Linked DNA regions of Homo sapiens: all the other regions are linked to region 2. Evidence: chromatin contacts called from ENCODE Hi-C or POLR2A ChIA-PET data. All regions are on one chromosome and are shown on one strand. The core of a region is the stretch at or near the end of the contact, and the rest is flanking DNA. Distances in the headings are between cores, read along the strand shown. Region 1 holds the start of GACAT3 (gastric cancer associated transcript 3). Region 2 holds the start of MYCNOS (MYCN opposite strand). Region 3 has its middle 38 kb from the start of GACAT3.

Region 1 (2,700 bases), core at 160-2,659, 110 kb before region 2:
ATCCTGTGTCTGCCTCATATTAGTTTTGGTACCTTACATAAGTCACTTACTTCTAAACCTTGGTTTCCTCATCTCTTATGAACTGAGATGTTGCAGAGCTCAGAGCAAGGTCCCCAGCATAAAGTCTGAGACATAGTAGGTGCTTAATAAAGTATAAGTGAGCTCATCTGACAGCCCATCCAATCTTCAGACAGTTTTAATTGTTAGAAATGCTTTCTTCTGTATGGATGAAGTGAATTCTGCCTGCCTGGAATGCCCACCACAGACTCAGTCTTTCCCTGGCAAGGAGGGACGGGGGAGGACCACCTCTCCTCCCTCAGCAGCCTTCAGACACCACTCCTTCCTGCCTCCACCCTCTGCCTGGTCCCTTTCCTACTCCCCACCAGGAGGCTTCTGAAGATGCAGAGGGCCCGTGTGTTGCTGGTGAGCCTGGACACATTGAAAGCCTTGTTTGCATGATAACTCCTCTTTGAGTCAGTTCAGCTGCTTCCGTCAATACAGCCCTCAGATAAGATGCTGTAACTCAGAATGTCTGGCTCAAAAGCAAACTGCTACAACTGAATCATACATGCTGCGTTAAAGTCCACCCGCTTCTCTCCCATGCCTGGCCTTGCCACTGCGCAAACAGAAGCCGAAGGGAAAGGTCCAATTATTCCATGGAGATTTAGCTACTGTATTGACAAAACTCAGCGTTAATTCCCAGAAAGCATTCAAGCCCCGAGGTGGGGGTGGGGGCGGAGGGAGGCAGGGAGAGAGGAAGAGCTGGCTATATAACTGGGTGAGAGTCATAGCCGCTTTTCAGCTGAGTCTGACCTAGTTTAATGAAATCAGGTCATCTGTGAGCTCTTCATTACCCTCAGACTAAACAGGACCCAACAGAGCAGCCAATGTCCCTGGCCTTTCAGAATTCTGCTCATTCGCATTATGACATTTTGATGTTGGGTCTTAATGCATGTTGACTTAGTGGCCTGGCCCCTCCAAAGGTAGTAAACAGCCTGGGTAAAGGCTGGGAAGTAAACAAGAGGGCTGATTTAAAAACCACACACATAAAGGCAGTGTAAATACCCCAGGTCCCTAGCCTGCATCCTCAGGGAAACCAGCAGACAAAAGGCGTGGAGTGTCCGCGACCATTATGGCTGACGGATGGATGGAACTCACCTATTATCCTCCTGCCTTCTCACATGGAACTCGCAGCCTCAGCAGATCTTCAGGGCAGGGGGCGGGATTGGAAGGAAATGAAATTGTCAATTTAGGGACAGTATGGAAGATTCAAGGGCAAATTGCTCCCCAGCAACAATTGTAGAGGACAGGGACAGTTAACCCCCTTGAGACTGTCCTATGCGCTGGTGATGGCTTTATTTGATCTGCTGCCCAGTCTGCATTGTCCTGAAACCAAAGCCTGTGGTCAGGGAGGCTGAAAATGATCCTTCTTCTCCCGGTGGATGCTCATTAATTGAACGAATTTTACGGAAGTAGATGATATCTGTGGGTTCCCTGCTCCTATCAGACAGCCAGACTACCAGGCTCAGAAAGGGCAGAGTACCGTATCAGTGCTAAACACCGTGTAGGTGCTTCAGTGCATAGGTGTCTCAAGGACTCTATTTGGCGTGTGCTGGTGGTAGAAGCAGTATTTTTAACTCAAGATAAATTTACCAATGGGCCCAGGCTGGTGAGGGCTGAGAATCACAGGAGGCAGGAGGGAATTCTTATGTACACTGACTGCTCTTTGCAGTCCTTAGACAGGTGTGGGGTCTAGAGTCTCACAAGCTGATGAATTTGGTCTGGGTTTAACTAATGGTGTGTTGGCTTCTGCCTCTCAAGCAATGGCACAAGGTCGAAAAATTCCCTCACCTTCCCTTCTCAAAAAAACCTCCTTGCCAGTTACCTAATTTAAGTACCCAGTCCCTGTTCAGAGATATGTGAGGACTGCACAAGTGTGGACTGGGAGGAATAAAACATTAATTGTGGGTGACCACAGGCAAGAGGTGTCCCTTCTATAGGTTTTAGTTTTTCCATGTGTAAGATAAGGAGGTTTAATCACATAATCTCTAAGGGCTTTCTAGGAAGGGCATTCTAATTCTAAGGCGAATGCGATTCATCTTGAAGCGAATCTCTGCCTCCCCCACCCCAGGTAGCAGACGTGCCCTAACCAAGCCATTTCTCTGGGCCTCCGAGGGATCCACTGCTGACCTTGACTTCCTTAATCCCAGGCTCCGACACTGATCTGCTCACTCTCAACCCTCTCATCTGATACCAGCATTTGGCCTACATCTATTGTTTCCTTTAATGATTAGTAAACATGGTTGAACAGAGCAGAAAACCAGTTTCCTTCCCAAGGGCAAGGGACTACAAGCTGGTCTCTTCTGTCCCTCTCCTCAGCCAAGGGAACAAAGTCTGACATCCAGACTTTGATTCTCCGTGGAGGGAAGCAGGACCCCGACAGCAGAATGACAGCTAAGACTCTACTTTAGCCTGTCTCTACTATCTAATCAGGAAAATGGCAGGATCCAGCCTGTCTCTACTATCTAATCAAGAAAATGGCAGGATCCAGTTTCCCATTGTGTTGGCATTGATAATATGTATTGAGTGACAGTGTCTGCAGTGAGACTATTGATTTGAAAGACAGTTTAAGAATTGACTAGTATTCATAATCCCAGCACTTTGGGAGGCTGAGGTGGGCAGATCACTTTAGCTCAGTAG
Region 2 (2,700 bases), core at 79-2,578:
TTTACCCCGAGGAGAGACTTGGGGGAAACAGGACCTCTCTGCCCCTAGCACTGCCTCCAAAATGCTCCCCAGGCCAAGACATACGAGCACTAACAAAGGGGACGCGACCCGGGGTCCAGTGCCCCAGGGAGGCAGCCGGACCCGAGTTCGGTCTTTACCTGAATCGCTCAGGGTGTCCTCTCCGGAGGTACTGAGGGCCTTGTGGTCGCCGCCGCTGGTCTGGCGGCCGCCTGGGCGCGGAGGGGCGACCCCCGGGGCCCCGGCTGGGGCGGCAATACCCGCCCCCGAGGCGACCGCAGGGCCCGCCGCCGGGGCACTGGCCGGGGCTGCGGGCACGGGCGCTGGCTCGCGCTTGTTCACGGGAAAGGGGAAGACCACGGCGGGATCCACGCACTCGGCGGCCGGGTGGGCGAGCTCGGCGGGCAGGGCGGCCCCGGCGCGGCCGGCTCCCGCAGCCCCGCCGTGCCCGCGACCCGCAGGGCTGGCGGCGCCGGCTCCCGGGGACTGGGCGGTGGAACCGGCGGTTGGCGGCCCGCGGCCGTGCTGCAGCTTCTCGCTCACGGCGCGCTCCAGCTTCTCGCGGGCGGAGAAGCCGCTCCACATGCAGTCCTGGAGGATGACCGGGTTGGGGGTGAGGCCACCCAGTCCCCCCAGGCCGAACGCGTCCTCCTCGGCCGGGCTGCCCCACAGCTCGTTCTCAAGCAGCATCTCCGTGACCCAGCTCGGGGGCTCGGAGCTGTGCTCCGCGAAGCCACGGCTGGGCGACAGCGGGGGCGTGGGCAGCAGCTCAAACTTCTTCCAGATGTCCTCCCCCGGGGGGGTCGAGTCGGGGCCGCCGAAGTAGAAGTCATCTTCGTCCGGGTAGAAGCAGGGCTGTAGCGAGTCAAACTCGAGGTCTGGGTTCTTGCAGATCATGCCCGGCATGGTGGACGTGGAGCAGCTCGGCATCGGCTCGCCTCCCGGCCGGCGACTGAGGGCTTCTTTCCGCCCCGTTCGTTTTAATACCGGGGGTGCTTCCTTCCCGTGGGGGGCGCGGAAGGCGGGGGCCGGCGCCGACCTCCAACACTGCAACCGACAGACACACCGGAGAGGGTGGGCAAACGGGGCAGACCGAGGGGATAGGCAATGGGCGCCCCCTCTAACCAGGTTCCCCAATCTTCCCTCCAAGCCCCCCACTCTGCCCACTGCTCCCGAAGGTGGAGGAAGTTGTGCCTCTCGCTCCCTCCCTCCCGCCCTCCTTTTGTGTACAAGCTGTCTACGACAGGGGGTGGGAGGGGGCATGCAGATGCAGGGGGTGGTGGCGAGGCTCCGCAACTTTGGAAACTGCCATTTCATTCACACAAGGCACTGCCTGGGGGAGGGGGCTGTTCCTGGCTGCAGAATTCTAGCTCTCACGAGCACGCAGACAACCGCACTCGCAGCGGTGTGGGGCCGGCTGCTCAGGGGAAGCCCCAGGCTCTCCGACCCAGCTACCGGGAATGGTATTTGGAGTACCTTCTACCCCCTTTGTAAAAATGCAACCTCAGGAGTGCAAATGATAGCAGGGGATTTAGAAAACTTTGCAAATAAAAAAAAGCCTTTCTCTAGACAGAGACCAACAACAGACACCCATATCCACAAATCCTTCCCCTCCCCAAATTTGAGCAAACGCCCCTCGGCATTCACCCGCTGCAGGGATACTCCTGCCAATAGCTTAATTGGAAGCTCTCTAAGCCCACCCCTGCTCTTCCAAACCCACGACAACGTCCTCTTCCAGGGAGGGAGAGGCTGAGCCCCTGTTCCCGGGAATGGCAGGGGCGCCCGCGCGAGGAGGGTCGCCGGGAGAGCCGCCTCTCCTCCAAGCTGGAGCAGCCGTGACCCAGATTGCGACCGCGGCGGCCTCGCCCTGCCTAATCCCCCCCTCTTCTTCCTCCAGGGGCACCCTTTGGAGAAGAACCCCAGCCTGGGGTGGGGACGCACCGGCTCTCCGACAGCTCAAACACAGACAGATCTTCTAGAGCCGAGGGAATTTCTTTTCGCAGAAGCCATTACTCCCCCCGGTAAGGGCTGCAAAAGGATTAGGGCGGGTCTCCTCTAGCCAGGATGCCTTCGGGGCTGGAACTGGCTTTTCTGGGAAAACCCAGAGATGGTTTTGTTTCGGAAGCAGAAACAGTCCCCCGGGCATATTAGGGCGCCCGGTGCGCACGTCGCAATCCCGTCCAGGGCTTGCCTTGCCCCGGCGCTCGTCGCTTCCCTGGGCGCCGGGCGGTTTGCAAGCCCTGCTCCTTACCTCCCGCCGACTGCAGGGGATCCGGAGGCGATTCTGCGCGGGTGTCTCCGGGTGGGCCGGGGGGGCGGGGGTGTCCTCGGATGGCTACAGTCTGTGCGCGCTTGCGCCTGGCTAGCGCTTGCTCGGCTCCAACACAGTTCCCAGGAGCCCCCCGCATCCACCCAGCGCGTCCAGACAGATGACTGTCACAGCCTGCGCTTTGAAGCTCGGGGGATATTATTAACTGAAAAATCTGACACACCCGGGGGGCGGGGAGAGAAGGGGGCTGTGGCGCAGACAAGGGGGAGGGAGAAAGGAGAGGAAAGCGGCTTTACCCCGCCCTCCTGATTTCCATAAAAATCAGGGGAGGCGCCAAGGCTTTCGCGCCAAAAGCCACTTGCTTTTCTTTGCAGAGAGAAGGCTGCAAAGCTGGGAAGCCCAGGGTGTGCTCC
Region 3 (2,700 bases), core at 178-2,677, 71 kb before region 2:
TGAGATGAAGACACACAAAGAACAAATGCCTTCGGCACCTACTGACAGCGGAGGGGCTCCCGGGCGCGACTCAGGGACAGCTCCTCCGGCTTTACCTTCGGAGCTTGTGGTTTTGCTTACAGGGGTTTTTAAAAATTTCTGCGTGTGCAGGTGTTTTCTTTTTGTTAGTTTCAACGCAGCCGCAACTTGCCTCTGACATTTCAAAGTGATGGAGGTGCCTTTTCTTCCCGCCACCCTCTCTGGTGCTTCCTGCGCGTCGCGCATCTCGGGCTCTGAAGACCCTTGCTCCGGATGACCAGGAGGAGAGTGCATGCCACACGTCCGAAGCTGCGTCTCCACAGAGATCCCCTCCTTCCTGGTGCCTCGCTCACATTCTTGAAGCCCCCTGGCTCCTTGCCCAACACTCCCCAGTCTCACAAAGAAAAGAATTTGCTTTTTTTTCCCCTTCCTCCAAGCTCTCCTTCTCTTTCTCTAGCTCTCTCACTGTTTGTCTCTGTCTCACAGCCTCTCTCAGTCTCTGTCTGAATCTTTCTGTCTCAGTCTCAGTCTCTGTCTCCCTGTCTCTGTCTCTCTTTCTGTCTCTGCCTGTCTCTCTGTGTGTCTCTGTTTCTCTCTCTCTGCTTTTCAGTCTCTCCTCTCTCTCTTTTCCTCTCTCTCTTTTTCAAATTTCAAAGCGTTGCTTTGAATGACGGACTATTCAGGACAGGCAGAATGAGGCCTCTCTGGGGCTCGGCTGCAGTCAAAGCCTCCCGCACTTCTAAAGGGGCTGCGGCCGGTCTACCCGGGGCGCGGGCGGCGTTGTCGCGGTGGCGGCGGCCCTGCGCCCCGACTGGCCATCTGTATGCAAATCTCAGCAGACCCAGCAAACTTGCATCAGCCTGGCCGGCCTGGCGGGCTGTGCACTCGGCAATTATCAGTGCACATCGGGCCTTTGTGCCCACGGCCGGGCTTTGTGGGTGCCCAGCACCTGCACCTCGGAGGTGGCAGATGGCAGGACTTGGCAGCAATATGGAAGTTTGCCTGAATGTGGCCAAGCCACAAATGGACATCTTTTATTTCTTCCTGGGGGTGGGGAGCTGAAGAGAGGGGGATTAGTGCTGGATTACCACCCATTCACGCACTCGGCAAATATTTATTGAGTGCCTACTATGTGCCCCCAGCCAGTGGTCTCAGGAAGGGCCCAACAAAGGAAGGAAATGATGTGGGTGTTTTGCTGGGAAGAAAGAAAAAAAAATCTGGGAAGTGGCTATTTGCATTCAAAATTGCTACATATGCAACTGGCAGGACAGGTTTTCATTCCTGGAGACTGCAGCCGTGGCAAGCCTAGGAGCCCCTCCCTTCCCGGCTCCTTGCAGACACCAGCTCCTGCCTGGCCCCTGTGCCACATGCTCGTGCAAGCTGATGTAGTGCCACCATCAGAGTGTGCTCTACCCAAGAGTCTGGATTGCCTTGAACCTCAGTGAGGTGGCCTCTGCCAGGGACTCCAGATGAAGACAGAAAAGTGCTGTTGCTTGGTCAATCTGCCCACAGAGTGGGAAATGGTCTGGGTTCGCTGGGGAGACAGGCTGTGTCACAGGTCTGCTGGGAATGAGCTTCCTCTCCCAAGGCGCCTTTTTGTTGTAGTTGTTGTTGTTTGTTTGTTTTTTAAGACAGGATCTCACTCTGTCTCCCAGGCTGGAGTGCAGCAGTGCCATCATAGCTCACTGTAGCCTTGAGCTCTTGGGCTCAGACAATCCCCCCAACTCAGCCTCCTGAGTTTCCAGGACTACAGGGGCACACCACCACACCCAGCTAATTTTTTAGTTTTTATTTTATTATTATTTTATTTATTTATTCATTCACTCATTCATTATTTTGTAAAAATGGGGTTTTGCTATGTTGCCTAAGTTGGTCACAAAGTCATGGCCTCAAGCAATCCTCCCATCTTTACCTCCCAAAGCGCTGGGATTACAGGCATGAGCAACCTCACCTGGCCATGATGCCTTTGTTAAACCATCATTCTGAGAGCTTTGCACATGGAGGAGGCTTTGCACATTTTCAAACTGCTTATAGCAGCCCAAATAGACTAAGACAAATGGAAAAGTAAAGCACTCTACCAGTTTCCCAGGTGAGTTTTCATTTGTTTTCACATAATTCATTCCATAAATTAGAGTGGGAGTTTTGCAGATATGGCATCAAAGCACCTGGTTTCTATAGGAGGTAGTTCAAGGCCAGTACAACAAAGCAAGGAGCTCAAAGCATTAGGGTATGTGCCCTTTCGGTCACTCTGCAAGTTGGTATTCAATTTACAGAGGAGAAAGCCAATCACAGAAATGCAGTGAAAAGAGATCTTATGGCAAGTTTGAGAGAAAGCCCAGATGAAAGCCTTGGTCCCCTGACCCCAGCGTTGAGCTGGTGTGAATGGCAGAGCAGATCTCTCCTCCAAAGTTAGTTGGTCTTTGCTTAACAAGACCATTTTAATGCCAGGCTATGTTGAGAAAACATTTTGACAGGGCCTAAAAATTCTTTTTTATTTCCAAATAAGTATGCATCTGGCACTATGGCCCCAAACCACACTGGAGCCTCAATCTGTCCCCACCTTCTGGGAATCTCTACTTCCCACCCTGTCCCTGGTGCTCCTGCATCTCTCATCCTTGCATCACTTTTGAGCACCTTGTTTTGTTGCACTGGCCTTGAACTACCTTCTACAGAAAGCAGGTG

Evidence for each region. Hi-C counts contacts between places; a loop is a spot of excess contacts on that map. ChIA-PET counts read pairs that join two places held with the same protein, here RNA polymerase II (POLR2A). Pooled maps may share reads with other maps.
Region 1: a loop to region 2 is called in a map of heart left ventricle, with 4 times the contacts of the local background. The contact joins the promoter of GACAT3 here to the promoter of MYCNOS in region 2. A Hi-C loop is called at or near these places in 1 of 168 maps with a recorded cell type or tissue (heart left ventricle) and 1 of 50 pooled maps. POLR2A ChIA-PET finds 5 or more read pairs at or near these places in 1 of 52 experiments (H1).
Region 3: a loop to region 2 is called in a map of dorsolateral prefrontal cortex, with 7 times the contacts of the local background. The contact joins the enhancer-like site here to the promoter of MYCNOS in region 2. A Hi-C loop is called at or near these places in 6 of 168 maps with a recorded cell type or tissue (Caco-2, Calu3, dorsolateral prefrontal cortex and 3 more) and 4 of 50 pooled maps. POLR2A ChIA-PET finds 5 or more read pairs at or near these places in 4 of 52 experiments (H1 and WTC11).

The regions. Positions count from the first base shown.
Region 1 is chr2:16,049,136-16,051,835 of GRCh38, reverse strand. It overlaps GACAT3 (gastric cancer associated transcript 3), which reads right to left and starts at 1,409. Exons shown (of 4, transcript NR_126559.1): 1 at 1,159-1,409.
Region 2 is chr2:15,940,313-15,943,012 of GRCh38, reverse strand. It overlaps MYCNOS (MYCN opposite strand), which reads left to right and starts at 1,328. Exons shown (of 4, transcript NR_110230.2): 1 at 1,328-1,481; 2 at 1,916-2,039. MYCN (MYCN proto-oncogene, bHLH transcription factor) reads right to left here and starts at 2,463. Exons shown (of 3, transcript NM_005378.6): 1 at 2,270-2,463; 2 at 159-1,065. The coding sequence starts at 948. RefSeq lists an enhancer at 2,335-2,700.
Region 3 is chr2:16,011,455-16,014,154 of GRCh38, reverse strand. No RefSeq gene overlaps it. Among named protein-coding and RNA genes, the nearest start is that of GACAT3, 38 kb to the left of the region's middle. RefSeq lists an enhancer at 96-707. Within about 2 kb of position 1,427, at least 3 of the 41 ENCODE cell types and tissues checked have a DNase peak (open chromatin) inside an H3K27ac peak, as active enhancers do; they include dorsolateral prefrontal cortex and thyroid gland, where a contact is called at or near this core.